Regions from separate parts of the Mus musculus genome. Here regions 1, 2, 3, 4, 5 and 6 are each linked to region 7. A link is a loop called in an ENCODE intact Hi-C map of the cell type or tissue named here. Cell type or tissue: left cerebral cortex. All regions are shown on one strand. Region 1 overlaps Nrxn1 (neurexin I). Region 2 has its middle 180 kb from the start of Gm4719. Region 3 overlaps Gm31903 (a long non-coding RNA gene). Region 4 has its middle 21 kb from the start of Gm4719. Region 5 has its middle 160 kb from the start of Lhcgr. Region 6 overlaps Nrxn1 (neurexin I). Region 7 has its middle 280 kb from the start of Gm4719.

What was found. Peaks named below come from ENCODE experiments on the same cell type or tissue, not always from the same donor. Only the 100,000 strongest peaks of a DNase experiment are listed, where the experiment ranks them.
Region 1: a loop joins it to region 7, with 2.8 times the contacts of the local background. A loop is called at or near these places in 5 of 42 quality-filtered maps.
Region 2: a loop joins it to region 7, with 11 times the contacts of the local background. A loop is called at or near these places in 2 of 42 quality-filtered maps.
Region 3: a loop joins it to region 7, with 8 times the contacts of the local background. A loop is called at or near these places in 5 of 42 quality-filtered maps.
Region 4: it touches region 7 in a loop (11-fold over the local background); 3 of 42 quality-filtered maps call a loop at or near these places.
Region 5: a loop joins it to region 7, with 7 times the contacts of the local background. A loop is called at or near these places in 7 of 42 quality-filtered maps.
Region 6: it touches region 7 in a loop (5-fold over the local background); 8 of 42 quality-filtered maps call a loop at or near these places.

What each region holds. Positions count from the first base shown.
Region 1 is chr17:90,093,301-90,097,300 of GRCm38, reverse strand. All of the region lies in intron 21 of Nrxn1 (neurexin I), which reads left to right. Among named protein-coding and RNA genes, the nearest start is that of Gm41653, 120 kb to the right of the region's middle. In left cerebral cortex, no CTCF peak of the experiment used is centred here; a DNase peak (open chromatin) is centred at 2,102; H3K27ac peaks cover 2,166 bases.
Region 2 is chr17:89,553,347-89,557,346 of GRCm38, reverse strand. No RefSeq gene overlaps it. Among named protein-coding and RNA genes, the nearest start is that of Gm4719, 180 kb to the right of the region's middle. In left cerebral cortex, a CTCF peak has its summit at 2,263; a DNase peak (open chromatin) is centred at 2,370; H3K27ac peaks cover 276 bases.
Region 3 is chr17:88,649,884-88,653,883 of GRCm38, reverse strand. It overlaps Gm31903 (a long non-coding RNA gene), which reads left to right. Exons shown (of 3, transcript XR_385909.2): 2 at 43-194; 3 at 512-855. Among named protein-coding and RNA genes, the nearest start is that of Gm38460, 2.0 kb to the left of the region's middle. In left cerebral cortex, CTCF peaks have their summits at 743 (motif pointing left) and 1,682 (motif pointing left); DNase peaks (open chromatin) are centred at 736, 1,186 and 1,685; H3K4me3 peaks cover 944 bases; H3K27ac peaks cover 476 bases.
Region 4 is chr17:89,355,879-89,359,878 of GRCm38, reverse strand. No RefSeq gene overlaps it. Among named protein-coding and RNA genes, the nearest start is that of Gm4719, 21 kb to the left of the region's middle. In left cerebral cortex, no CTCF peak of the experiment used is centred here; DNase peaks (open chromatin) are centred at 1,229 and 2,418; H3K27ac peaks cover 3,377 bases.
Region 5 is chr17:88,952,002-88,956,001 of GRCm38, reverse strand. No RefSeq gene overlaps it. Among named protein-coding and RNA genes, the nearest start is that of Lhcgr, 160 kb to the right of the region's middle. In left cerebral cortex, a CTCF peak has its summit at 1,784 (motif pointing left); a DNase peak (open chromatin) is centred at 1,781.
Region 6 is chr17:90,582,885-90,586,884 of GRCm38, reverse strand. The region is part of intron 15 of Nrxn1 (neurexin I); the gene reads left to right. Among named protein-coding and RNA genes, the nearest start is that of Gm32337, 120 kb to the right of the region's middle. In left cerebral cortex, CTCF peaks have their summits at 1,745 (motif pointing right) and 2,610 (motif pointing left); DNase peaks (open chromatin) are centred at 1,288, 1,768, 2,565 and 3,566; H3K4me3 peaks cover 446 bases; H3K27ac peaks cover 2,753 bases.
Region 7 is chr17:89,652,270-89,656,269 of GRCm38, reverse strand. No RefSeq gene overlaps it. Among named protein-coding and RNA genes, the nearest start is that of Gm4719, 280 kb to the right of the region's middle. In left cerebral cortex, a CTCF peak has its summit at 1,711 (motif pointing left); DNase peaks (open chromatin) are centred at 424, 1,152 and 1,644; H3K27ac peaks cover 2,933 bases.

The DNA.
Region 1 (4,000 bases), 440 kb before region 7:
ATTGAAATTAAAATGTAATTCCTTCAATAGGAATGAGCCATATCTAAAATAAATTATGTACACTAATAGAAAAACTGAAATGGTCTTTGCAGTCCCAAAAGATAACTTCCTTTAATAAAAAAATATTTTTATTAAAATATAATTATATCATTTTCTCTACTTTTCTTTCTCCAACATTTCTCCTGGACTTCCCCATTGATCCCTTAGGCATCATGGCCTCTTTTTACTTTTGTTTTTATTTTTCATACATAGTGTGTGTGTGTGTGTGTGTGTGTGTGTGTGTGTGTGTGTGTTTGTGTGTGCATGTGTGCATATGTGTGTCTGTGTGTGTACATGCATGTGTGTATCTGTGTGTCTGTATGTGTGTGTTTTTTTTAGTACAATGTATTGGCCATGCAATGGGTGTCAGCTTGTCTGCTGAATATTGTAATTTGTTTCATTTATACCTTACAGAGAAATATAAAAGGATGTTTGCCATCGTTCTCATTTTATATAGGCACAGACTCGGACTCTGAGAGGTCAAGCCAATGACCCCATCAAAGCTTTAGTCTTAGATCTCACTTCACTAATGTGTTCCCCCAATACATTATATTTTTCTGGCCAAATGTTCTATAAATATGATTGGCAAAAAATGACTCAAGTATTTCCTTTTAAAGAAGAGAAAGCAACACAGGTACAAAGTCACGAAATCAGAAATAAAAATCCATATGTCCTTTTATTCTTTCAGATTTATTCTTGAGCTCAATACATAGCATGGGTATAAAAGTCACCTTTCTCCAAAGTGTCACCCACTGCTGTATCCTATAATGTCTCATCCCTTCCTTCCTCCCTTTTTCTCTCCCTCTCTCTTCTCCCTCCCTCTGTGTTTGTGTATATGTATGTTTGAGTGAGAGAGAGAGAAAGGGAAAGAGAAATTTGTTGGAGTACTCTTTTGTACTTTACTTCCCATAATGGTCTGACAGTATCCCTGAGTGCCTGCTCTAAGAGCTGAGGTTCTGGAAGGCAGTGCCCTCCACCTTCCAGTGACTAAGGGTTTTCTGACAACTGTTTTTTTTCCATGAAATATTCATGAGGGTTGCTCTGAAAACAAATTTAAAATTGCAACAATGGGATTTTTTTTTTTTTGTATTTGGATTATTATTAACAGTCTGTGTTTCACCACTCAAACCCTCATTTCATTAATTAAAATTTTCAATAAGAGCTAATCATTATACTAGAATAGGGGATGGAGTAGGATTGGGAATATGTAAAGTGTTTCCGGATTTCCCTCTAGTATTCCAAAATCCTTGGCTCTTGGCTTCAGATTTCACAGTTTAGTTATAGCATACTTGCTTTGTTTGAAGGTCTTATGATTGCATAAGAACAAAATGAAATATTAGATGCACAGGGATATAACATGTGGGGATGGTTCCTGATACACTCTTATGTAATTCATCAGTAAGAGCAGCTTTTTATGTTTTCCTTTCACCCTAGGCAGTGTCATGTACTGGCTCCGGTCTCCACGGGTTCTGTCTAATCTTGTTCACTAGTCCTAACATTAAATTCATAAAATTGGTTTTATTTTGGACTAAAAGGAGACTGTTCTGATTCCAGTGTACTGAAAAGTTCTTTCCAAAGACCTGATTCACAGCATGTCACAGAGTTTTCCCAACTAGACCCAAAATCAGAGCTGATAAACTGTATTTTAGAAAATAGATACATGAAAAATATTTTTAGAGACCTATATCAATGGAAATGCTTTTAGAGTAAGATAGACTTTCATGATGTCAAGTAAGACAATGATTTTTCCCAAACATGGAGTCAGAAATTTGGACTTGAGATCTCTATTGTATGTTGGTTCTTTCCATTTGCCAATGAGTGTAATCAAGAATCCAGAATTGGATCCCACTTTCCAAAGATGAGATGGAACAAGCCTCATTCCTGTTGTTTATAATTATCTACAAAGAAGAAAAAGAAGTACATAAGCTATAAGAAATCAAGAATTATCTGATAAGTGCTACAAAGGACTGTGGGAACAGTGACTAACTGCCTAGAGACTTCACGGAGGATCTAAGAAAGAGTAGCATTTAAGCTCAGTACAATACAGCGTGTGGGAGTGTACCAGAATTTTCTTAAATGGGAAAGGGCATCCCCAGATAGAAAAGACAACATGTTCACACAAGTGAGGACGTAGGAGAACTCAGCATCCTGGAGACAATGTGAAAATTAGAACAAGTCTTTTTGAAAAAGGGTTTTGCAGATTGTGTCAAGATCTGTACAAACAGATACATCTTCAGCATAGGAATCCCACTTATGGGGTTTGGTCCTGAGAAACACAGAAAAAAAATTCCTTTGTAATGGCAGAAATACAAAACAAAAATTAGCTTATTTTCTAAAATATACGAAATAGGTGTACAGATTGCAGTACAGTTCTATTGATCAATTCTATTGCCAGGGGAATAGTAATGAGTGTTCTAAATGAAGTTTAATACATATGTATGGTATTGTATATAAAATGTTATCCTATTAACTTATACAGCAAAGCTTTGTTATTGTGACTATTTTTAAAGTTATCTATTTCAACATATAGATGAGATGAAAAACTCAAACAGCAAATTAAAACATCCGTAACTGTCGTAAAATGTTTTGTCAAAGTGGTAAAACTTTGACTGATTTATTTTATCTAATGTGAGTTGTTGTGGTCTTATTTGGTCACTTACTCGAGATGTGATTTTTTGAGTGGATGTAGGTTTATAGGTTGCAGAAGTCTGATAGAACCACTGTTAGAAGAGATAAGGGAACTGATTGCATACCAACCCCAGTTTTCAGTTTTTAAAGAAATCATTTCAGAATCCATAAATGGCATCATCAAAGTAGTAATATTTTAGCAATGTGTCTGTACAGTTGAGCACATTGAAAACTGGCCCAACTGATGTATGTCAGTTGTATGTCGGGGACATGAATACACCTCAGAATAAGGTGCGTGCCTCAAAATAAGGAACAAAACAAGCTACCAAAGAACCTCCTGGAACATGTGCTAAGTATGCAGTTTTTAATCTCATCCTTAAAGTTATAATTTCCAGGTAAATTATAAAGTTTTACAGGTCACTGTGCCCTTCCTTCCATGGTTTATTAATGTGACTGAATTAGATTTACAGTCTGCGTTCTTTTCTCCTTTCACACTTTCCCTTTTATTCTTTGTTTCCTCATTTCATTTATTTCTCCTGTATTTGTGATAAAATTAGTCACAGACTATAGCTTTAGTGATTGATGTTTTTCTCAATCAACCCTTAAAAATCCTTGGCCAGTGATTGCTGCTGGGGAAACAGCATCGTCTCACTACATCCTGAAAGGATCAGTTCCGTAACAACGTGTCACTCCAGCCTTGGGGTTAAATCAAAGTGAACAAGTAGTCATCCACGTGCAGAAGTAAGGAAAGAGATAGGATGCCAGGTAGTTAAGAAATGTCAAACACGAGGCAACAAAGGACAGCATGAATGCTAAAGAGACTATGCCTCAAAACACACATTACCCTCTCACCAGAGCCTAGAAGCCACCTTGGATGCTCTTGGTATAAGGCAGTCTTGTTTCAGTCTATGAATAACTTTTGTGCACAAAACAGGCCAATGATTCCTTTCTATGTGAACTTATTGCCAAACATCCGTGGAAGTTCTGATACCACAACAATCAGTGCTGAGTCCTGAAAGCCATCCTAAGAAAGCCTCTTTGTACCAATGAATTCCTAGTACCTTATAGTGTCCCATCCTGGGACTCTGCGTGGGTCTGTTTTCTATTTGCAGCAGTAATATAAGAAGCACTGCAGCCAAGATCACGTGTAGCTCACTACACATATATCTGTAAAGGTCCTGTGTGCATGAATCCTTCCTTTTCCAGAATGCACCCAACTAAAGCAAACTGTACTTTCTAAAAACCAGTTCTGGGTAACGATCATTCACTGAATGGCCGCACATTGTACACATTTATTTTCTATTCTCCTGTGAAATCTCCAACACATCTACAT
Region 2 (4,000 bases), 99 kb after region 7:
AGAAGAGTGATACAGATGGCCTTGGGGGCACCAAGACACAACTTGGGTAGAGCACCTAATAGCAGGAAACAAGGGTGAAAAACTTCGTGCTGAAAATATTAGGAAATAAAACTAACAGAAGTTGCTTAGATAAACATCTAATTCTAATATTTTCACTTTACTAGGAGAAAATGTGTCAAATATAGAAACAAAGAGATAGCAAACACCCAATACTAGGCCTGGCTACTAAGCAGTATTTAGCCCTTAAGTACCTTCTGTAAATAAGTTACATAGTAGCATTTACCACACAGCCATATGGTGAGTTCACTCAGCAATGACATTCCTCTGAGGCCCTTAATTAGATGCACCTGACACAGTTTATTTTTTAAAAGATCAAGAATATTTTTTCTCTGCTAAATGATCCTACAGGATGGTATGGAAGCCAGTCTGGTTAAAGTACAGGGCAGTCTTATGAATTCAAACATTTAAGTGTAGAACAATTTTACAACTCTAAATTACCTTTAACATATTGGGCATTTAATATATAAAATGTGAATATGTTAAAATAAAATTCATAAAATGCAGATTTCATTATTGATCAAAATAGTAGGAATTTGGTTGTAAAGGTAGTATTGTTCCAAACACTTTGAACACCATTAATCCACAGGCAAAAAAATCTCTATAGTTATTATCTTTCTATGATCACAGTTCTTTCTTTGTGTGCACATTTAAATAAGCTTTATATTTCTGAATATTTTAAATTCATGAGAAGCTTATAAAGACAATCTCTCAGATGTTGATGCCATACATTAATGATAATATATTTGTGAAATTAAGAGAGAATCATGGTGTCACTGTTAAACTATAGAACTTTAGACCTTGTTTCTTCACAACTGTCCTTTTTCTGTTGCTATATACCATTAGGATCCCATGAGGAACCACTACTTTCACTACTTTTCTTGACTTTGGCCATTTTGTCTTGAACAGATATCTTCTAGAATGTTCCTTTACTTGGCCTAGGCTGATGCTCCTGTCATTATTGGCCTACAGTTCTGAGTTTACAGGACGAAGGCCGTGGAGATGAAATGCCCTTGCTTTTTTACCAGAAGCTGTGTAACACTGTGACATTATTATTTCTACAAGTGTTAAATGGGATTATTTGGTTAGGGGCATGTTTGCCACAGCTGAACACAGGAAAGGGGATTTTTAAAGTTTTAAATTCTTTTGGCATTCTGTGCCTTAGAATCAGTCATTAAACGGAACCTGCACCCTGTGTGAGGGAAGCTACACTGCATGCTCTGGAGGTGAAAATGTCTCTATCAGTTGTTTGGACTTACTGGGAGTACTCTCTAAATTGCATTAGTCTCTTCTCCCATTTAGTAATACAAACATATTTAGAGAAACGCATAACTACTGTCTTTTTGTAACCCAAAGTGCTAAAACAAAAGCTAAGTTAATTATAACCATGGTCATTTATTTCTCACAGCTACAGAGTCTGAGAAACAAGAACATGATACACAGTACAGAAAGACCTTGTGTCCACAGAAGCCCAACCTCCACCTCATAGACACACCCTATCCTCATATACTACAAGAAGAGAAATGAACCATATGAAACCCTTCTGTCACTCATGAAACCTCCACCAACCTGACTTATTAATTTACCACAAAGGCCTTATTTATCACAGAAGCTTCATCTCTAAATCCATGTGAGCTTATACAAACTTCCACTCTACAGTAGATATGTTTTTACTCTGAGTTACCAATCAGTCATTTCATATGTATGTGTGCATGTGCATACGCACACACACACACACACACACACACACACACACACACACACACACACACACACATATTTGTTGTTGACATTGAAGAAGTTGATCTCCATTTGATCACTACGAATTCCCTTAGGATGCTTCATGCTTGCTTTGACCTGCAACATATTTGGTTTTAACTTTTTCTTACATTTATGGTGAGGCTGAAACAGGAGAGATATAAGCTCCAGGGCAGCTTGAGCTACATAGTGAGACCCTCTATTGCCCTGTCCTTAGATCTAGAATTTGCATTCTCCAGGGAGTTCAGCTCTTTTAATTGGAGATCAATATTTAACAACCAATGTCTGCAGGGATTGCTTGTTAAAGTATTTGTTCCCCATAGCGTATCTCATGATTTTAGATCAGACCACAATGGTAATCCTATCCTTGTTATTCTTCCTCCTAAAATCAATTTTTGTGGCTTGAGGATATTTTAGATGTCCCTAGCTTCACCACTAGGGACAAAATCTTAGGAAGTCTGTAGGTGGGCAGTGGGTAGTGTTCCTGGTATTGATGTTGCAATGTACTGGTGCAACTCAGTACAGAAAATAGTTCAGGAAATACTATATATGTAATCAAAGCTTCCATGTCCCAGTGGTACAGAATGTGGCTCAGAGTGTTTAGCTCATACCCAAAGCCACTCAGCAAAGAAACTGCTGGTTTCCCTCCAGCCCACCAGCTACTGCATTGGCACATACTCTCAATGTATGTTCATCGTTATGCTTTGAGACAGGGACTCAGTCCTGGCCCTTGGGAGATTTAAAAAGCCTGTGTTCAGACTTCATGCTCTCAGACCTTCTGGTTTCAATGATCTCAGTGGCAGCCAGCTTTTGTTCGTTCGTTTGTTTTTTTGTTTGTTTTGTTTTGTTTTGTTTGACTTCATGCAAAGGCTTTAGTGAGCAGCCCGGGTTAAGAACTTCTTCAAATGAATAAACCAGTTTTATCTGAGAAAGATTCTGCTCAGTGAACTTCCTTTCTCCTGACATCCCCAAGTAATGTTTTATTTCTCATTATATAACCTGCCTGCTCAGTATCATCAGTTTACTTTCATAAACATTTGTAACACCTACATCGGACCCATTACTAGGAGGAGAGCAAAAGCAGGGACAGCAGACAGCTAAAGTCTCTTCCCTTCCAGAGCTTTGACTATGTCAGAGGAGCCTTGGCATGACACAGATCAGTAGAATAACATGTGGAGACAGGTGAGTGAAGAGCCTCACCGAGTCCAGGAAATGTAGGTTGAAGGAATGAGATTGTGTTAACTATACTAATAATTTGTTGTCTGGCTGAGCAAACAGTGCCGTATCTCCAAGACTTTATTACCATCCATGAATGGCATTAACCAAAGCTGTAGCTTTGCTGGAAATCTAGAATTCTTATTGTTTTCTTTGAAAAGCCCATTAGAATTTGTGGGTTAGCTAACATGGTTATCAGCCTAGGTCTTGATTAAGCTTCCTAAAGCAGGAGGCTAAGCAAACCATGTTAACAATGACTCCAGCTGTAGGGAAACTTATGTTATTTTTAGGCATCTTGAGTGAAAATTGCTTTATCCAATCACTGGGCAATGCTTTTATTACTGTTTTTACTGCTGGTAAATTAGATTGCATGTTGTAGAAATTATGCATAACTACCCTGTTTTTAATATTTGCTACTGTAATCATTTCTGTAATTATGATTCAAAAGCACTGCTGCAAGCTGTCCTGAGGAGGGCTACTTTACTGTGTTCTAATGATGGTATCTACAGAAAATTCTATTCTCAAAGGCCCTCCTGGCAATAGCCTCCCTGGTGATGCGAGGCAGATAAGCTTCGTTGGATGCTGTTAATGAGTTTGATTTATGATGGTAGTGGCTCGGTATGACACATTATTTGGGGGCTTGGATATTTAGATTCCAGCCTTGAATATATCTTTCCCACCACTTGGGAAAAGAAAGAAGCTGTTAGAATATGAAGCCAGTAAGGTTTTTAAAGCAATACTGTTCACACATCCCATTTTCTTATAAAAACTTTCTCTCCAGTGCAAGGTTAAGCCATGAACTGCATATCAAGGACAAGGTAAGTGATGCTGTGTGTTGAATAAAGGATGATTATTAACCAAGTAACGGCTGCTGCGTTAGCTCTGGGTATTGTATAAAATGGGTCAATTCACAGTTTTCACAGAGTGAGGTGATGTCCCCATAGCTGTTGGTTTCTGCATGAGCTTCTGA
Region 3 (4,000 bases), 1.0 Mb after region 7:
ATCCCACACCCAACCCATCAACAAACGCTTTTCTTTCTATAGTTCAGATATGTTTGTCTAAGGATCTTCCACCTCTGGTCACCACTCCTAATCACATCAGCTTTCAGGACAATGGGAACATCGTCCTGAAATCCACACCCTGAAATCCATCTGTAACGCTGCTGGGATTAAAAGGCAAGAAAGGGTGTTCACAGGTAATGAGACCCCTTGGCCTCCATTTTTAGCAATGGGATAAGTATCCCTGGTGTCCTTTTAAAGACACTTGAGGAGGGTCTTTCCTCCCCCCCTCCACCATGCAATTGCATAGTATGGAGGCACTGTGGGTATGGAAAGGAACCTCACCATACTCACAATGCTGGGACCTTAGACTTCTCAATCTCCCGAACAATGAGAAATAAACTTTTGTCCTTTATCAATTACTCCACCTAAGATGTATTGTTATCGCCACATGAACAAATTAAATAATCTGGGTTATTTCAATAAACTCTAAACTGCTTTTTCTGTTTGTAAGTTCTCTACATCACCACTGAAGCCTTTGAGCAGATTCGTCTTAACACAACACCCGACGTTCTGACGACTCCCCAGAAAGCCTTAGTACAACTCCATCCCGACCCACTCACGACCTCTCTGATCTGGAGTCTCACCCACCCACCCTCCAATCATCTGCACCGCTTGCTAGGACAAGCACCTGTTCTAGAATCTGCGCTCCCGCAGCGCCCTCTGCTGGACTCCCTCTACCCTGCAGGATCTGGAACGCTCCATTCCTCTCTTCTAGATGTCATGGCAACCTCCTTATACCGCTCTCTGTTACCTTAGCCTGCTTTGATTTTCTACATAACAATAATCACAAATTGCTATCTGTTGGTTGTCTGCCTCCTCCGCCGTTATAGACCCTTTAGATGAGTTCACTGTTTTCTTCATCGCTTTATTCCCAATACTAAGAGACTGCAGACACAAGATGAGAAGCCCGACAAGATGTTCAGTGTCCAGCAAGATGTCTAATTGCAGTGACATAGTATTTTGAGGCCACTCAAAATGGCACGGCACCCCCTTTTGGCCTCGCAGTGTGAAGGACACCTTTAGGAACGGCTCGACTGCATTTACAGCTTGTTTCTGATGTGAAGAAATTTAGAAAGAAAGCATTCAGATGCGCTTTATGAAGGAATGGTTAAATCCACTCAGAGAGGTTCCTGGGCACGGGAGAAAGCTTTCTAACGACTAAGATAACAAAGGCTTGCCCCTGGGTCAAGGCAGCATGGAGTATTTGGCAAGCATGCATTTGCTTTCTCCGACACTGAGACATGTGAAGAATTGATGGATTATTTTACAAGTATTTTTTAAGTATAAGGATTTAACATATAAGTGATTGTAAAGCGTTTGTTTGAAAATGAAGAAAAAAAGGACACATTTTCCTGTCCCTTTAATAGTTAGAAATGCTTAGAGATAAGCGTAGTATTTAAATCTTTTGGATGTGTAAAATTGTATTCAACAGCAATTTTAGACACAGCATTAGAAATACTTTAAAGAGACCGTCTACTGCATTAATTTTAATTATGCTCCACCGGACTCACAATGCTTTGAAATGCTTATAAAGTGTCCTCAAAATCTTTTATTAATCAAAATTCAAGCACCAAACACACTGCTTCTGACTCCGGGTAGCAGCGGCTTGCCTGAGAGCGCCATCTGCTGTTCAAGTGTGCACTACAAATCAATTTTTTGGCTTTCCTAGCTCGTGCAGCTAGAACCTGTCAGCACACATCATATTACTTTAAAAGCTGCATTTTCTCTTGAGGTCTGGAAGACCATGATGGTGCCAATACCTGAAGGGTAGATGGCAAACCTCAAAGTGGAAGGGCGCGTTTCATTCACGTCAACTTTAATCCTGCAAACCGTGGGCAGCAGTGATTTTAAAGGCACACTATAACCAGCAGATTTTATTCTGGAACTTGACTACTTGCTTCACAACCAGCCAGTACCCTTTTTAAAATTAATTATTGGTTATGAATGATGAATTTGAGGCAGCGTGCTATGAGTGGGTGTAAAATCCTGGGTTCAACCCCAATATTCGGAAAATTAATTATAGATACATTCATATTTCAATACCAGTTAAAGCAGGGATTTACTAATTTACTTATAACAAGAAAAAGAAATCCTCATTTCATGTAACTGAGGGAAAATATTCAGGTAATCAGGTTGAATTCATGGCATGCTCACCACAAGTGACCCACACTGGTAACGCTAACACCTCACCAAGTACACGTGACCCCACACCAAAGCCCTGGCTTAAGGTCAATCAATCAATAGGAAGGGGCCTCCAGAAGGAATGGCCATGTCCAGGGAAAGGAATAGGAAAGAGTAGGTGAAGGTGAAGCTGGAGAGAGCTGATTGAGTGGGGGAGGGGCATGGAAGAATTGATTGGCAGAGAACCAACGAGGACCATTGATGCCACTCAGTCCTTCGCTCCTCAACAATTCAAGGAAAGCTCTGTGATTATAAGGAGGGTCTAAAACAATGCTCTACAGCCTGGTCCCCACAAAGAACTGGTGCAATTCTGTTTTGTTTTGGGATTTTCACTTTTTTTTTTTTTGTTTACTTACTGTCCTTTATATGCTGTTTTGAGATATCAGCCTTAACAGCTAAATAAAAACTGAATTCATCAAATACCCGCTTTCTTATGAGGGATAGAAAGGACTTTTTAAATACGCATTGTTTTTATATTGCAACAGTGTATGATTCTATTCTGTGGACAAAGTTTGTCCTATGGTCAAGAAAAATTGTAGGGCTAGAGAGATGGCCCAACAGGTAAAAGCACCTGCCATCCTGACTTACAACCTGAGTTTAGTCTCTGGGAGACACACATACAGAGACAGACAGAAAGATGGACACAAAGACATCCACAGACACAGAGACAGACAGAAACAGGGACAGAGAGATAGAGAGACAGAGACAGGAACAAAGAGTCAAACAGAAGGACAGACAGAGACAGGGACAGAGAGACAGATAGAGAAAGACAAAGAAAAGAAAAGAAAAATACATAAATAAAATGTAATCTTTAATTCTCAAAAAAAGGAAAACGACAAAAGGACTTTGGCGCTCATTCACTGAGGCCATCAGTGTTTTTCCTTAGGTCTTAGTTTGGTGTCTCTCGCTGTGACAAAGATAAAGACCAAAGTCAACTTGAGGAGAACAGGGTCTATTTTGCTTTACGTGGCCTAATCACAGTCAATCATCCGAGGAAGTCAGGGCAGGAATTCCAGACAGAAAACTGGAGGCAGGAGCCAATCCAGAGCCACGGAGAGGTGAGCATGCTCACTGGTGTGCTCTGCAGGATTTGCTCTGTTTGATTGGTTTATATAGCCCGAGGTCACCTGCCCAGGAGTGGCACCACCCCCAGTGGTCGAGGCCCTCCCATGTCAGTCATTAATCAAGAAAATGTCCCCAGACTTGCCCAGTCATATGGAGACATTTTCTCAATTGAGGATTCCTCTTCCCAGATGGCTCTAGCTTATGTTAGAGTGGAAACAACAACAACAACAACACAAAACACAAAACCTTAAGCAACACACTTTATCTTAGAATTGTTTATCAGTTCTATAAGTTGAAGAAAACTGATGTTAATGAACATGACCCTTGTCCACAGAAAGGCAAACTGATTGTGTTAGGCTAAGAGGATTGTGTTGGCCATTTGTCAGCAGAGGCTCAGAGCATCTAGCACAGTGGTTCTCCACCTACCTAAGGCTGCAAGCCTTTACCATGGCTCCTCACGGTGTGCTGGTCCCTAATCATAATATTTTGTTGCTACTTCATAACTGTAATTTGCTACTGTTATGAATTATAGTGTAAATATCTAATAGACAACCCTTGTGAAAGGATCGTTTGACTCCCAAAGAGGTCATGACCCCAGGCTGAAACCACTGATCTTTTTGTTACTCTGTTTCAGAACGCTGATCTTTTTGTTACTTTGTTTCAGAAGCTCCTACTTCCTATGTCTCTGCTCTTT
Region 4 (4,000 bases), 300 kb after region 7:
TGTTTATAGATTTTTGAAATGATATCCTTTGAGCAATGTAATTTAGAGGGACACAGCATGTAGCCATTGTGAAGACAACCAAATTAAACCTCCCCTCTAAAGAAGCCTACACTCACTGCTATGTTCACTGTCCCCCCTGTGCAATCTCATGATGCCAGCACTTTTATAAAAGTGTTAACCATTCCTTAGTTTTACCTCTTAAGCTAGCTAACTTTGTTTCCAATTGATTTCTCTTGAAGTTCTTCTCTGCTTTGAGTTAAGGGCTTTGCTTTACTTGAGTGGAGTTCCCTAAGTGAGACACTGTGGCAGTGCTGGCTTATGGTCTCCCACTGCTGCTGATAAAGCTGCAGCACCTTGGATTCTGGGAAGAGCAAAAAAATCAGAAGACAAACCATTTCCTCAGATGAGGGCCTTTGTCCATGGAGTGAAGCTTCATCTGGGAGCAGAATTATCTTATTGGAAACAAACTGGTCCTTTCCTTTAATGATAATAATGAGACTGAGAATTTGTCTGATCCCCTTGCAGGATTACAGCTGAGACAATAATAGGCCAGTGATGAGCTGGGATATGTCTGCACTAGAATTACTTAAATTCATATGCTAATTAACCTCAAATTAAACCTGAAATTTATATCAGTACCCTGATGATTAACTTTGGATAACTGGACCACTCTCTATGTTCCTCTTCTCTGAGTTGATCCAATGAATAAACCTTCTCTCTATCTACTTTGTTCCACTACATAGTTCTCTAATTGATGTATCAGAGTGGGTTGGCACCCTACTCTGTTGGAACTTTTGGAAATCAAGGATTCTGTTCCAAAAAGTGGAAAAGTTACTAAAAACTTTCATGAATATCTGATTTCAAAAATCCAAGTTTTTAACTGCTAAACAATGTCCCAATATCTAGTTGATCATTGCACTTTAGTAAGAGGAGAATAAAGCCAAGGTTCCAGAGATGTGTGCATGGCAAAGACCAACCAGAGATATGTGCATGGCATTGCAGCTATACATACAATAAGAGACTGTTAATACTTTCTTGTTGAAAAAGAGAGAAGTTGACATTTTCAAGACCAAGAAACTAGACAAAGGGATTCTAAAGCCACCCAAAGTGCCTTCTTGCTGCTAGGATATGATTGTCAGAAATATTTAGAGAGATTCATTTTAAAAGCAACTTAAAGTTTGGTAGACATGAATCACACAGGGCTTGAAGACCTACTTTTTATTTTAGTGGGGATTTAGAGAACTATATTTTTAAAAGGTCTCCAGGTGGTATAGATGTTTTCACAAGTATACAGATGGCAAACAGCACACAACTTCAGATTTGTCTTTTAGAGAGGCTGGTCCTTTCATAATACTGAATTTCTAGGACACTGAAATTCCTATTCCTCATTTCCCATCCTTTAAAAAAGTTTTTCAACAATTCATACATTTATATAATGAATTTTAATGACTTCTACCCTTATTCCTCTCTTCCCCAGAAACCCTTATTCCCAAGAAGTTTCCTTTCTGCTCTCATGACTTCTTTTGTGTGTGGGTGGGGGGCACCAAGTTTCGTTTCTTGCTTGAGAGTAGATGGAAGGTTAGAGGCTATGTAAAACCTCTTACACAGCACATTTGTCATTTGTCTTAAGCAATCCCTCCCCCATTCTTTGTACATGAACAAGTCCCTAAACGCTGTTGTAAGACTGCTACCTTCAAGGCAGAATCACAGCTCAAAGACAGTGGTGAGGCAGGAACACCCAGGTCTGATTCAGTCTTGGGCTTTTGGTACCTTTACAATGTGCAATGCACAGTGTGTTCTGTGATTGGAGTTGATCATAAATGTACCATCTGTCCTTAAGTGGACAGATTATCTCTATCTTACCATTTTTTTCTATCATGCTTCCTTCTTTCTACATCATCATAATTCATGGTTTCAAAAACAAAACTTATAGTATACACTCGTTTTAACACACACACTCGCTTTAATCATGGCTTGTCAGAAAAAATATCCATATTATTTCTACTTTTTTGGTTCTTTCCTCAATTTCCCTCCTTCCTTCTCTATGCAAATTTAAACATAGCAAGTTTCAATCTCTCACTAGGACATAAACTGATCATACAGATTAATTCCAATAGATTAATATCAAATGCTGATTATAAAATATTAAATTATTACTCCTAGATGGACTGGCCTCAGTAATTCTCATATACAAATCTCCTTTGCTATAAATATGGTAAGCATTTACCAACCAGTGGAGCCTTTGGACAGCCCTAAAGCTATCATAATATGCACTCATCTCTTTTACTGCTCAAATCCATGGAACTTTAGTATTTTCTTAGTTTCATAAATCCTGCTCTTCCCAGCCTAGAAATCACAAAGCTTATGATTTCTCTGACTCACCCCTTGGGCAGTTTCACCTAGTTTATATTTCTGCATAAATTTTGGGCTATTTTAATGTACCTTTTCTGCACATTTTCACTCATAGTCTCCCCCTCCTTCTTCTGGTTAGATAACTAACCCATGTATCCAAATGTAGATATGCAAATTAGAAATTGCAACAGACTTCTTTTCTTACTAACTGCAGTAGGACATTGACCCAACTAACTCTTGTTCAAACCCAGTCAGGAGCAAAATATTATGGCAATGCACCTCAAGGAACATCAACCTTGTTACGGGTATCTTCTTAGATCTTTTCCACTGTTCAGGTTGACAACAGGACATCAAAAGTTAAAACTGCAGCCCACCAAGAGTAATGGGACTCAGAACTACAGGGAAGGAGGGAGAGAGATGCTGAGAGATAGTGGGCATCAAGACAACTTTTGTCAGCATGGTACCCTATTCTACAGAGTGAATGCAGGTGGGCTACAGCGCAGCAGGAGATCAATCATCAGGCTTTCTGTTTTCCAGGTACCTCTATGTCCCAGTCTTCAACTGAGCCTCCTCATAAACCCTCCTCCTTTGGGTGTCTGCCTCCAGATCATTCAACAGAGCAGGCAGGCACTCTATACTTTTTCTTTGGTTGCCTGGGGATTTCTTCATCAAATGCAAACATAACCTCTCCCTGCACCCTACTCTCAGTCCCTCAGTCTTGTTTTCCTGTTTCTATGATGAATCTTCCACTACTGTATTCTTGACTAGCAGCTTACCTGTGCAGCATCTGTCAGATCATGCCTCTCCACAAAGGGTCCTGTTAAACTCTACTGTGTCACAAGTGCAAAATCATACTCAGGATTTGCTGAATAAACAAACAGGTTATGATGAGCTAAAGCTGAAATAGAATATAGCAACAGAATATAGTTTGGTGTTTTTCTGTTCTAGGGGTAACAATTGTGAATACTTGTGAATTCTGGGAGCATCCACATAAAGACTCTAGAAGATGTCCTATCATCTTATTAAATATTCCATGAGCAGGATATTGCCGATTACGAAAATGCACTGTAAAAAATAAAATCTATTTCTTTTCCATTCTCTCAGATTTCATCAGAGACAAGAGTCATGAAGACTTAGGAATTTGAATGAGGGGTTAAAAGGACATAGAGTTGGCAAGAGTATGGCAGTGTGGCAGAATGGGAGGAGTTGGGGTAGAGGGAAATGATTATACTCTATTGTATGAAAAAATGAGAAGAGAGAAAGAGGAAGAAGAGGTATAGAAGGAAGAGGAGAAAGCCAAACCCAGGCCTAAATGCTGGGCAGATTGCAGAAATGTAAAACAATTTTTATTTGTATTAATTTTACCTAATTCTATTGTTAAATGACAGAATTAATATAATTTTTAAATTGCATTTATATAAAGGCAGAAAGAATATGAAGAAAATAGAGAGGGGGAGAAGAGAGAAACACTAGAGAAGGGAGGGAAAATAGGAGAGGAAAGAAAGATGGAGGAAAAAGGGACAAAAAGTAGGGAGAGAGGGGCATAGAAGAAAGGAGCTGGTTTATATAAAAGTGGTATGTAAATTCTGAAAACTGAAAAAGAAAGAAAGGAAGGGTCCAGCAATTAGCCACTCAGTCAAATGTATCC
Region 5 (4,000 bases), 700 kb after region 7:
TCACATCCAGGCTCTCATCTCAGGCGCCCAGCTGTCCTGGCCATCTTTGAACCAAAAAGAGCTTCTCAGAAATGATTAAATTTTATTGAAGCTCACAAGGGATGGTAGAGAGAGAATATTTGACTACTTTTGACAATTATTCGAAAGCACTAACCCGAGGGAGGACAGAATATGAAATCATGGACATAAGCCCTTCTGAATGCAGTCCCTATCTAGTTCATCCTTTGTCCTTTAAAAGATTATTTAATTATTCTGTGCACATGAGTACTTTGTTCACACGTGCACAGTATGCATGCAGCGCCTATAGAGACTAGAAGGGGGCATCAGATCCCCTAGAACCAGAGTTACAGAACTGGTGGGCGACTGGTGGGCGCTGGGAAGTGACCCTGAGTCCTCTGCAAAATCAAGCTGCTCTTAAGAGCAAAGTTACCTCCCCAGCCTCTTCACTTTTTTCCTTCAAGTCACCCACAACACACTCTCTCTGTCTCTCCTCCTCTCCCTCTCCCTTCGCCCCCTTCCTTCTTTCTCTTCCTTTGCCTTCCCTTCTCTAAACTATCAGCTCCTGCCCAGCTTGGACGTTATTTTCTGCTGCAGTGCAAGGATCCATACAACAGTAACATAAGGCACTTTGATAAGTTTTGAGACCAGAAAAGTCATCCTTGTATTGCTTCAGTCAATTCTGAATAATCCATAAGTAATCTAAGATAAAGCGAGACACTTCTTGTGCCTCACTTAGGGAAATTCTGGACTAGAGAAGAAAGAACCAAGTTCCTTTTCTGTGCCAACAGCAGCTCAACATCTCCGCATAATCATTTCAGCCTTCTGGAGATATTATATTTCTCTTAGTAAAACAGCATCAATTATTAAGGGAAATCATTTTCTGGGTAAATGGATAGGGATGTTCTACAAGCAAAGCCCTTGGATTGAGTGTGAGATAAAATCACTGTTTATACTAATTGTACAGATATCATAAGACCTACACTAAGTCTCTCTGGGATTTAAAACCATTATCATGAGTTCTTGAAGGCTTCTTCTGAAGGCTGAAAACAATTAACGCTGACCAATCAACAACACTAAGACCCTTCCTAGTGACAATGGGCATTTCCTACTGTTCCACCTTTCCATTGTCACAGTCCTGAGTGTACACACATTTAGACATGAACACGTCACGTGAGCCTTTTTCTCTCTTAGCTTTCAACCATCTTCTCTACTCTTTGCCTACAGCAAAGTCCCATATCCACACTTCTCCAAATGGGAAAAAAAAATGTCTTTTACGAAAATTCTATTCGCCTGACTTGAAAAGTGAATTATTTAATGTAGACAATGGCCAACTGAGTATGTTTGGTGCCCTCAGATCAAAGACTTTCTCAGTCACAGACAAAACAAGAACAGACTGTGGAGACAACTGGCCCAGATCCTAACAGATTCGGTCTTCTCCGGTTTTGCAGGTGAAGCTATTGGCATCCCAAGAAGTTCTCTGCCTTACCAAACACAAGACAAGAAAGTGTGGGCAGGTGCACTAGAATGTGGGTCTTATGTTCCTGCTTTCTATACCATAGGCATTTAGCCCATGCCCTTATGTTCTCAACCCATCACATTCTCTGTGAACAGGTCAGGAAGATACTAAAGTCCCCAAGCTTTATTACTTCAAATCTCATCGACCATCTCGTTTCACAACTCCAATAAACTTCCCAATTTCACTCTCCGGGTTTCAACCACCTAGAGTTGACTATGCCATCCTCTGGCAGTGGGCAGATCACCAAGCAAGTACAAGGTCACCATCTAGTGGTAAATGCAGTAACGGCAGGTTACCCAGCATACCCTTGATTCTTCCACACCTCCTAATTCCATCCCTAAATGCACTTATGCCAGACAGCTTATTTTCAGCAAATTTCCAAAAATAAATTTCAAAGCTAATCAAGATTTTCCTATTATATAAGACATGAAGTAAGTTTAAATTATTTTTAAATGTAGGCGTTTACTAAGCCAGTGATCTTCCTGGTATTGCAGTAGATTGCAAGAGTTCTTAGCAGCGTTGTGCTTCCAGATAGATCGCATTGCAGATAGTTAAAGCAAGTCAGGGCTGTAGGTAAATGTTAATGTGTTTTCATTAAAGTGGCTCTAGAGTCAACATCAGCAAGGTCTTGGGAAATACACTCCAGGGAAATTGGGGCAAGCACATGAAGGGGTTCTGGGGAAAGGTAGAGAGGGAAGACGTGACTCTGATCAAAACACGTTGTGCACATGTTTTCATGTTTCTAAAATTAATAAATTCTGGTTCTTCTCTCAAACAATTATTTACTAAACACCTGCTTACTCTAGGGTATGGACAATAATATGACTATTTGTTACATACACACACACATACACACATGCACACACACCTTGGGAACATAACGGAAAGACTGTTCCATTGTGAGACAGAGGTTGCTGAAGATTATTGGTAAACAGTATCTTGAGGACATGATAAGAACTCACAGTAGCTATGGTCATCTACACATAACTCACACAAGATTGAGCCAGTCAACACAAGAGCATGGGTGAGAAAGTATTCACAGTTATTGTCAGTTCATGACTGCTAAGCGAGGGTCCGTTTTCTTTGAAGGTGTGGTCCCAGGAAAGTTGTCCATGTTGTGGTGATGGCCCAACATATGTGCACAGATGAGCAGCACTGGCTGCATGCTGTGGGTTATTACAACATGGAAGAAGAGAAAAATAAGAAACATTGACAGCTTTTGTGCAACCCCTTTCTAAGGAGCTTGCTACTGAGAGTTTGACCATGCTTCAATGAGTATATAGATAACACAGATGGGGCCTGATTTCTCCCTTGAGAGGGGTGCATGAATGAGAGGGTCCACCTGGGAGGAGTGTGATCTGGGTGCATTATATGAAGTTCCTAAATCATTGATAAGAACATTATGTTGCAGGGAGGGAAATTGGGGCAAGCACATGAAGGGGTTCTGGGGAAAGGTAGAGAGGGAAGACGTGACTCTGATCAAAACAGGTTGTGCACATGTTTTCATGTCTCAGACAGAAAGTAAAACATTATAATACAAAAATAGCAGGAAAATCAAGAGTGATCATATATATTTTAGTGATAATGAACATTTCCTATTCCTCTTCTTGTGGTCTCAAACCTGTGTGCATACGCGTGCAGGAACATATACACATCACAGCAGTGGGCAGGGCTCTAGACCTTTCTATGATCCCATACCTGTGTGCACACATGTGCAGAAACATATGCACAGCACAGCAGTGCACAGGGCTCTTTTCTTTCTGCTGCTAACCACCCTCCTCTGTTCTCTGTCTACAGGAAGAATCATGCAGTTCTCGCAGTAGGACAGATGGATTTTACAAAGACTCCATTCTTCTGTTCCCAGATAATACCTGAACAGCCTTCTACCAACCTTGCTTCTACTCAGTTTGTCTATGGGAAACTTCCCTAGTCTCTTGTTTCACATTTTCAACTACCTAGAAGATGGCACCTCCTGCAGCTTCAGCCGCTGCATGGAAATCAGGGGTGAGCAACTTGACCTCCAAACTCTCCTTCTTTCTCTTTGTTCATGGCCTTGAGGTGCCACACTCAGCAGCAACTCTAACTTCTTCTTTCCCAGTGTCCTCTCTCTAATCAGACCCAAGGGTGGCCAGGTCTGCACAGGCCTCATAATCCCACCCACACCCAATCCCCTCCCCCTACTACAGTGCTCCAAACCCCACTTCTCTGATCATAGTGGACCCTGGATTCCAGTAAGTATGTGTTCTCAACATGTTTGGTGAAAGTCTCTTAGACAAGGTGTTGAGTGAGTTCTGAGACTGAAGTGACAGAGATCGCCAGATAGCGGCCTTTTGAAAAGCCATGGTTTCCAAGTGAGTGGACAGAGAGGAAATTAAAAATGGATGTTTAAAACATCCCAAAGACTAACCGAGCACTCTTACCCTTTATTTTACACAATCAGAGTCTCTGTCCCTATTCCATAAGTGAGTTCTAGCAAAACTCAGA
Region 6 (4,000 bases), 930 kb before region 7:
ATCCTCCTGAGAGACCTCAGAGGGCATGTCAGAGATTCAGATGACTAGAAGCATTGCTTGAAGGATTTAATACTTATAGTCACAGTTTGTCATCATGAACAATGAAATTCCATGGGCTGTGACTCTTCAGATGTTTGGAACAGCAATTCCTAAAAGCAAACATTTGCTTTTTATTTATTGCAATGGATATAAGCTTGATAGTATGCTACAAGAGGGTTCTTTCTGAGACGAGTGTGTGCCTGTACAAATCTTAGACACATTTTCTTAATACATGGACTACTTTTAGTACTGATGAAAAGAAAAGCATTTTCCATAATAAAGAAATGCCGAAACCATGAATTAATTACATGAAGAGTGGACAAAGTCAGATTTTAAGTTTAAGACTCTTACTAAATGTTTAAAAAAAAACCAAAAACTCAGTTTAAGTCAGAGGCTAATCCCCACGCTGAGTAGATGTGTGTGTTTGTTTGTGGCTGCATGGGCACATTCCCGTGTGTATGGCTGTGGGTTTGGACCCTAGAAAAGGGTGTTGGGTGTCTTAACTGTGGCATTCTTCATCATACTCCTTAGAGCCACAGTCTCTCGTTGGACCAGGAATCCCCAGCCATACTCCTGTTTTGTCTCTGCCTCTCTGCACTGATTTACAGGCATGTGCATGGCCACGAAGGCTGTTTGTGTGGATTCTGGGATACCAACTGGGGGTTTCATGCTTGTGTATGCAGTACTCTTACTTACAGATCTACCTCTTCAGGTTGACGTATTTATTTATTTATTTATTTAATCCAATAGTTATCCTGCTCAATTCTGTGAAGCCACTGTGCTTTCAGACCTCTCAGATGAGGTCACAAAACAAGAGCTGCTCCCTAAAATTAGGCTGAAGTTTCAGGTTATAAGTGGGTTTGTGACTTTTAATAGGAACAGCAATCCCAAGAAACACTCTGGAGGGAGAGCGTGATGTAACCCATCACATCCTTGCTCTGCAGGACTTCGGTGCTAGCCAGATGCTATTTACTGAGCACTGACTCCTGCTGAGGGTCCTGCCATGAAGTTACCATCCCAAGGAACACACTGCGTCTGAGCACTCACATGTAGGACATGACAGGGAGGAAAGCTATGGCACTGCGTGTGGGTACCGCAACTGGGCTGAGCATGAAGACTTTTTGAGAAAGCCTTGTTTAAAGGATACAGGAAGAACAAGTGAAAACAACCAATGGCTGCTCTTTCTTCCCTCGTGGGCAGCCACGGGAACTAAGGATGAGTTTATGGGTATGAGACATGCAGGGCTTCACACCTGGAACTGACTGTGCCTGCCAGTCACGTAGGAATACAGGAAGCAGGAGAATCACTGTATCTGAGTCAGTGGGTTTATTTTCATTGACATTCACCCTCTGAGAATTAAATGTATTCTGACTTATCCACACCCTGTTCAAATCCATGAAGAATCTTTACTTCTCTAAGGGAAAGCAGTCAGCTTAGCTACACTGCATGCCTGGTAGTTCCTGAAGTGCAGAATTCCGTGTTCTTCTTAGAATAACTCACCAAGGATGCCCAGGAACGACTAGAGATGTAGTCAGAGATCCTCACTACATGTCGTGAGCATCCTGAACCAAGGCACAATTTATGTTATACAATCTTTAACTCACTTTTTAATGGGTTTGACTTTGGTCAGTCCTCATCTGAAGTCACTTGGCTAAATCAAATTTCTGATGTTTTCACTTACATTACTATACCTAAAAGAACCACCAGAGGGCAGCATAGGGCCATGCACTGTTACACAGTGTTGGGGAGGGGATTAATTCGCTCCTCTAGTGCAGGCAAACAGAATGCCTTTGTTTCCAGAATGTAAAATTCACATTTAGCCTTGACAGCCATTCAGGCTTTTGTCCAAGACTGGGTTTTATCTTGTAATTGTGGAAATATGAAACCCAGACCTCTCTCCTCCCCACCTCGATTCATATGGAAATCGTCATGAACAAGCCTCTACCCAAGGAGAGTTCCAGAAAAGAAATTCCGTGCTGATGACCTTGTTCTAGCGATCTTTTCTCGCACTGCCCAAGTCTCCTGGGTGTATGCCTCTCCCTGCTGATACAATTTGTTTTCATCTTTATTCCCAGCTGCCGATGTCTATTCCCTTTGGCTATTAAGTACAAGCTGCAACACGCAAGGAAAGACACAACATTCATGTACTCTGGACTGATCTCATAGCATGACTCTATTTATTCTGGAACTTTTGAGTACTGACCCCTTTAGTGAAATAATGCAATCCCTCCGTGTGCTTGTCTTGTCCTAATTTGGCAACTTCTATGCTAAAATATATGGAAAGGGGCTGATATTTATTGAGTCCCTATTAAATACTCAATGGATTTAAATGAGGTTATTGTATGTAATCCTTATGAGTGTCCGGGATTTGAATTGAGGTCAGTCTTGCTTATTCATTTATGTAGTTCAAGAATAAAAATAGAACAGACGAATAGTTTTGGGTCTCCATCTTCCATGGGTGTCCTTATTTAAGAATTAAGTTAATCCATCAGCAAATTGAGGCTTTTAAAAATTTGATTGGGGCCCGACTATGGTCCTAGGTGTATAGCGGACAGTGCCCTCAGGTGGCCACTTAGCAAAATTACACCTTGTAACTCTGGCTACATCTAGGTCATCCAGGGGGTGAACACTTTGTCCCCTTCTCCTTTATCCCTCTTACAAATCCCAAATTAATTTCCTTCCTCATCTTTTAGCATTTTCCGTATCTCCATTCAAATCTTCGACTAAAGGTAGCTAACTGCCGGCTACTGAGTTTCCCTTGGCCAAGCGAGTAAAAGGCCCCCTAATCAGCCAGGACTTTCCATTCCAACGGATTCCATGTCTAAGTGGAGATTTGCATACATCCTATGCATGTTCTTTTCTTTTGTAACGCAGATCAGTTTGTTCCCTAGCGGATCTCTTTCTCTGGACCTGGACATGAGGCACACCGGCCTGATCTACCTTTTCACATTGTGCTTTGAAAAACATTTTATTGAATGTTGTCACTTCCAAAGTTTTGATCACATTTAAACATGTCTGAGCTTCATTGCTTGACATGTGTGACTTTGGGTAGCTCTTTTGTTCTTTCCTAGATCCTTTTGCTCAGAGAGGAAATGTTCAGATAAGAATTTGACTTATATTGACAGTGGAAGAAATTCTTGTTGGCCTCTTGGTCATGATGTAGTGAGATTTACTAACACGTTCTTAATTTGTGTGAGGTTATTTTAAGGATTATTTGAAAATTGAAGAGACAAGACACCTTTTCAGTGGCTAACCATGAGGGCCCTTAGAGGGGTAGGAATTTGTTGTAATTGCTGCACGGGATCTCCAGAAGACCTGGGTGTCCCTGGCACCTGCTCCCTCCCCCTAGTCCTGTTTCCCAAATATCATCATGCTTCTGAGACCTTCTTTCTTCCCTGCCTGCTGGCACTGCCCTGACGTAACATCTCATTACTGGCAGTGGTTCAGATTTGGAACTCTGCTTTATCTCACTGTCAAATTCCCCCAAACACGGGATTTAAACCCAATGAGTGGACCTGCCACTGTGGGCTCTAGAGTGCAGCAGGTGCTCTCCCAGCTGTGGTGGCTGCTCTCATTTTATAAATTGGCTATAAATGCCCAATTAGATCTTTCATGCATGCAGTACAAACCTCCTGAGAAGGGTGTTGCCCTTCTAAGGATCTCTATGTCTCAGAAGGAAGCAGGGTGCTTTGCTTCTCTGATCGAGCGGGGCTCTGCACAATCGGCAGAAGCTGGGGATGCTGTGGTTGGCAGTACACTTTAGTGATTTTTTTTTTTTTAGCTGCAGTGCAGCTGAGAATTGATGTTCAGTGGGGAAAGGGACTACTTTGGAGGCAAGGACCACAGCACAAAACAGTGACAATAAGGCAGTGAGTCTGACAATGTAATACTTGACAACTTTGTTATTCCCTTCCCCACACAAGAGTTACAGCACAGTCACTGCGAAGACAATTAGAGACAT
Region 7 (4,000 bases):
TAGGAGGACTTTAGTTAATGCACAAAACCAACAATAAGTGGGCCAATATGTATATGATAGACAATGAAAACATTAAGCTTTTTACATTTTCTTCCTGCTCATTAAAGGCTCTCTCTCTCTCTCTCTCTCTCTCTCTCTCTCTCTCTCTCTCTCTCTCTCTCTCTCTCCTCCTCCTCCTCCTCCTCCTCCTCCTCCTCCTCCTCTTCTTCCTCCTCCTCTGTGTGTGTGTCTCTCTTAAAGTTATACCTGCTCTTGCTTGTTAGATACCATCTTCATTATCAGAGTACACTTTGTTGCCATAGCAATCCGTTCCCACTCTCACATTATTGCACTTACTGCTGCTACAGGCAAAAAATTAGGGGGGGGAGGGATGAAGCATAATTTCATTTATTATTACTATTTTTTTTGCAGTAGCCAGGCTTTCTCCTGATCTGAGAAACTTTTAACTTACCCTAAAAGGAAACAGTTTCTCATAGTCAAGAATAGCATCGGTGGAGCACGGCACACAAATGCGGGATGCTGCTGTCTAAGCCTTGCTTGATGAAGCACAAGGTGTTCTTCTGGACTCTGGTGGGGTTGCATCATTCTGTATTAGCATTCATGTCATTACATAATTCCTGCATTAACTTTAGGTTTCAGAATTATATTAATAGAAAAAAATGACAAGTAGGACTTTTTTCTTTAATAAAGGTCAAAGGAAGAAGAAAATGTGAAACATCCCACCAAGCTGTCTTGCTAAGGTAGCCAAGGGCACAGACACAAGGTGACCATGAATGCTAAGGTTTGAATGATGATCTACATAACTCCATTCATGTGCACAGTGCCTTTAGCATTTTAATACACTTCAATATGTGTTGCCTAATCTTTCTTCCACTTCCTCCATTGTTAAATGAAAGATTTCAAAGACTTTTCCATTAACTATTTCATACTGGCTTCTTATATCATGTATTTTGTCAATTTTTCAACATCTGTTTTCATATCTCCCATTGAATATTTTATATTCTCTAGACAGAATGTTAAACTATCTAATCCTCCTACCTTATTCATGGGAATCAATCTTATGTCATGAGATATGTCCTGCTACAGCAGCTTCTGTGACCCACATGGGGACCACTGTAAAGAGAGTCATCCAAATATTACAGGCAGAACAAGTGGACTTCACAGATTATTGTGGTTAAACATTACACAGCTAGGTTTTTTTTAAAAATGGTCTGTGACAGCCGATGACTTTGACTATTTCTATATTAAATGTGCAATTAAGTTTTCATGTTTCAACATGATATTAAACATAATCAAACTTTATAAATACTTCTTAAATATTTTTGCAGAAGAAAAAAAAATCCGCTACTTTCAACTGTAATTTTGAAATGTTCAAATATGTATAGACAAGCTGCTGTATTTTATATAAATGAATGTATTCATAGAACAAACTTTAAATTTCAGAAAACAACACAGATTGTAGAAGTTTAAATTCCTGTTCCTATTCCAACAGAAATGAGTAATGTGACCATTTTGGGAACAGTGGCAGTGAGGAGGGAGAGCGTTTCCACTATTACTTAAGATTGCTATTTTGTGGAGAAGCACTTGTGGTCTGGTGACTCAAGGATGAGGAGCAGTAGGTAGCCACCCATTCTGCATTCTAAATTCTGCACCATCTGCCCATCTGTTCTGGTGCCCACTTAACACTTGACTAGGTAATGCTGCCCTCTACTGGCAGAATGGGACCTTTTTCTCAGATTTTAATGGAGCTGCAATGTGCTGTGGGACTTGGGCATTAAGAAATTGGTTTCCTACAGAAGAGACTCAGATGCAGAAAGCATAGGCTGTGACTCTTAACAGTTCACATCATCGGCCGTTAAAATAACTTTTATTTTCTTAATCTGAAATGCTTATGCTTTTTTAAAAGTATAGTGTAGAAATGAGATGCTTATACAATGCATTTGGTTAAATAACCAAATGTCTATGTCAGCATGAATCATCTGTGCTACTTAAATCTAGGTCAGGCGAGTTATTCATGAGTTATCATAGACCTTTGCATTATCCTTAAAACCTCTCCAATGCACTCTTTTGTTTAGTAAATCTGGTCACTTTCTGCTTCATGAACTTGCCTTCAAATGGAACATTGTCTTAAGGGCTGTTTTGATCGGAGGCCTTTGACTGAAATCCTCTCCTTATGCATGTATTTGATAGTATCATGTGTTTAACTCTCTTCTGCCCAGAGCTGGCCATATAAACAGAAAAAGTAACATGAGAACAAAAGGCCCCCAACAGCGCATAACTAGGATTATGGGACTTCCCAGTCCACTATTACATTTGTCTATAATCCAATTAAGCACAGGAGTGGACAGTGACAATAACAAAAGCTAGTGTGACTTCACCTACACATGAGGCCCTGTACTCCTTGTTTCATGTCTACAACTTCACATGAACTCTTTCTGGTCGATTAAAAATACATAGAAGCAGCAAATTATGGGATGGGAATGCATAGCAAGATGGTAGAGCAGTTGGCTCTAAAACCCTGAAAAGAGAAAGTGCAGAAAGTGACAGTATACAAAATGGACACAGCTGAAAATGTTATGAGTCTGGCCACCTCCCAAAAGAACAAAAAAAAAAATCACACTACTCAGCTCAGAAGAATTTAATTATTAACTTTATAATAGTTGAAACATAGGCAGTGTCCCATTTAATCTAAATTACAGTGAAGGACTGATTTACAGTTTTCATTTATTTAGCTTTCTATTATGAACATGTTCAGTTAGTAATACCTTTGTATATTTATGCTAGGCTGCCCAACCATCCACAAAACTGCACAATATTAGGAGGTCTTGCTGGTTCTTTAGGATTGTCATCTTCAACTTATTAGAGAAAGTAAAAAAAATGTACTTAATACTAAGAGTAGTTTTTGCTACACAAATCTCTAATCATTAAAGGTGTTTTAGGTCCTAGAAATGATCCAAATCCTGATCTTTCTAGAGCTTTAATTCCAGAGAAGGAGGTCAAACACAAACAAAAAAAAATAGCATAAATGTACACTGTGATATGGCCAAGCTTTCTCACAGAAACATGAGTGTGGGAAAAGTGCAAGGGGCAGGGGAGAAGTGGCAATTTTAAATTATTTAATGGGAAGTGGTTTGGGGTTCAAACTCTAAATGGGGCAAGGAAGTCCCACAGATGACAGAGGCAGTTCTGTGTTTATACCCTGGATGTCTACAATGCTGGTAACAATAATTTCTCAATAACCTCAATTTTAGTCACTCTACACACCAGACCAACCATTTCTCTTTTCTTAAATCTCTCATACCTCTCTGTCTACTCTGACTCCAAGTGTCCTTGGGCCTGAATGTTGAGATGTTTTCCTTTTCTGTCTATTCAGATTGGCACTTCCCTATAAAGTCCATGATCAGCTGTCAATCACCACACTCCCTTGACACCCACCCTGCCTGTGGATGCTGGTGTTCTCTAGGTTCTTTGCAATTACCTAGTGAAATCCCACTCCTGAGGAGTCCAGACCTTCTCTGTTCCATGCTGACCACCAACTGCTTTCAAGCAGAAACCATCAGCCTCATCTGAGCTTGCAGCAAGGCTCAGGACTCAGATCACAGTATGCCACTGTTTTTTTGCTTTCCTGCAGTCAGGGTGGACACTCTCTTTCATCCTTTCCAGACTTCTGAGTCCCCCCTTCCCCAGCCTCCTCTTCATTAGTTCCTTTTCCAGATTTGTGACTTGCAGTTTTTTTTTTTTTTGGTTGCTTGGGTTTTGTTGCCTGTGTGTTTGTGTGTTTGACTCATTTAGTTTAAACAGAATCTTCTGTCTGAACCACCAACCACAGGGGATGGATGGTTTGGACCTAGCTCCCTCCTTCCCCCACACGTATGTAGCAGATGTGCAGCTTGGTCCCACAACAACTAGAGAGGAGGGGAAATGTCCCTGACTCTGTTGCCTGCCTGTGGTTCCTGTTCCCCTAACTGGGGCTGACTTCTCTGGCCTAGGTGGGATAGGA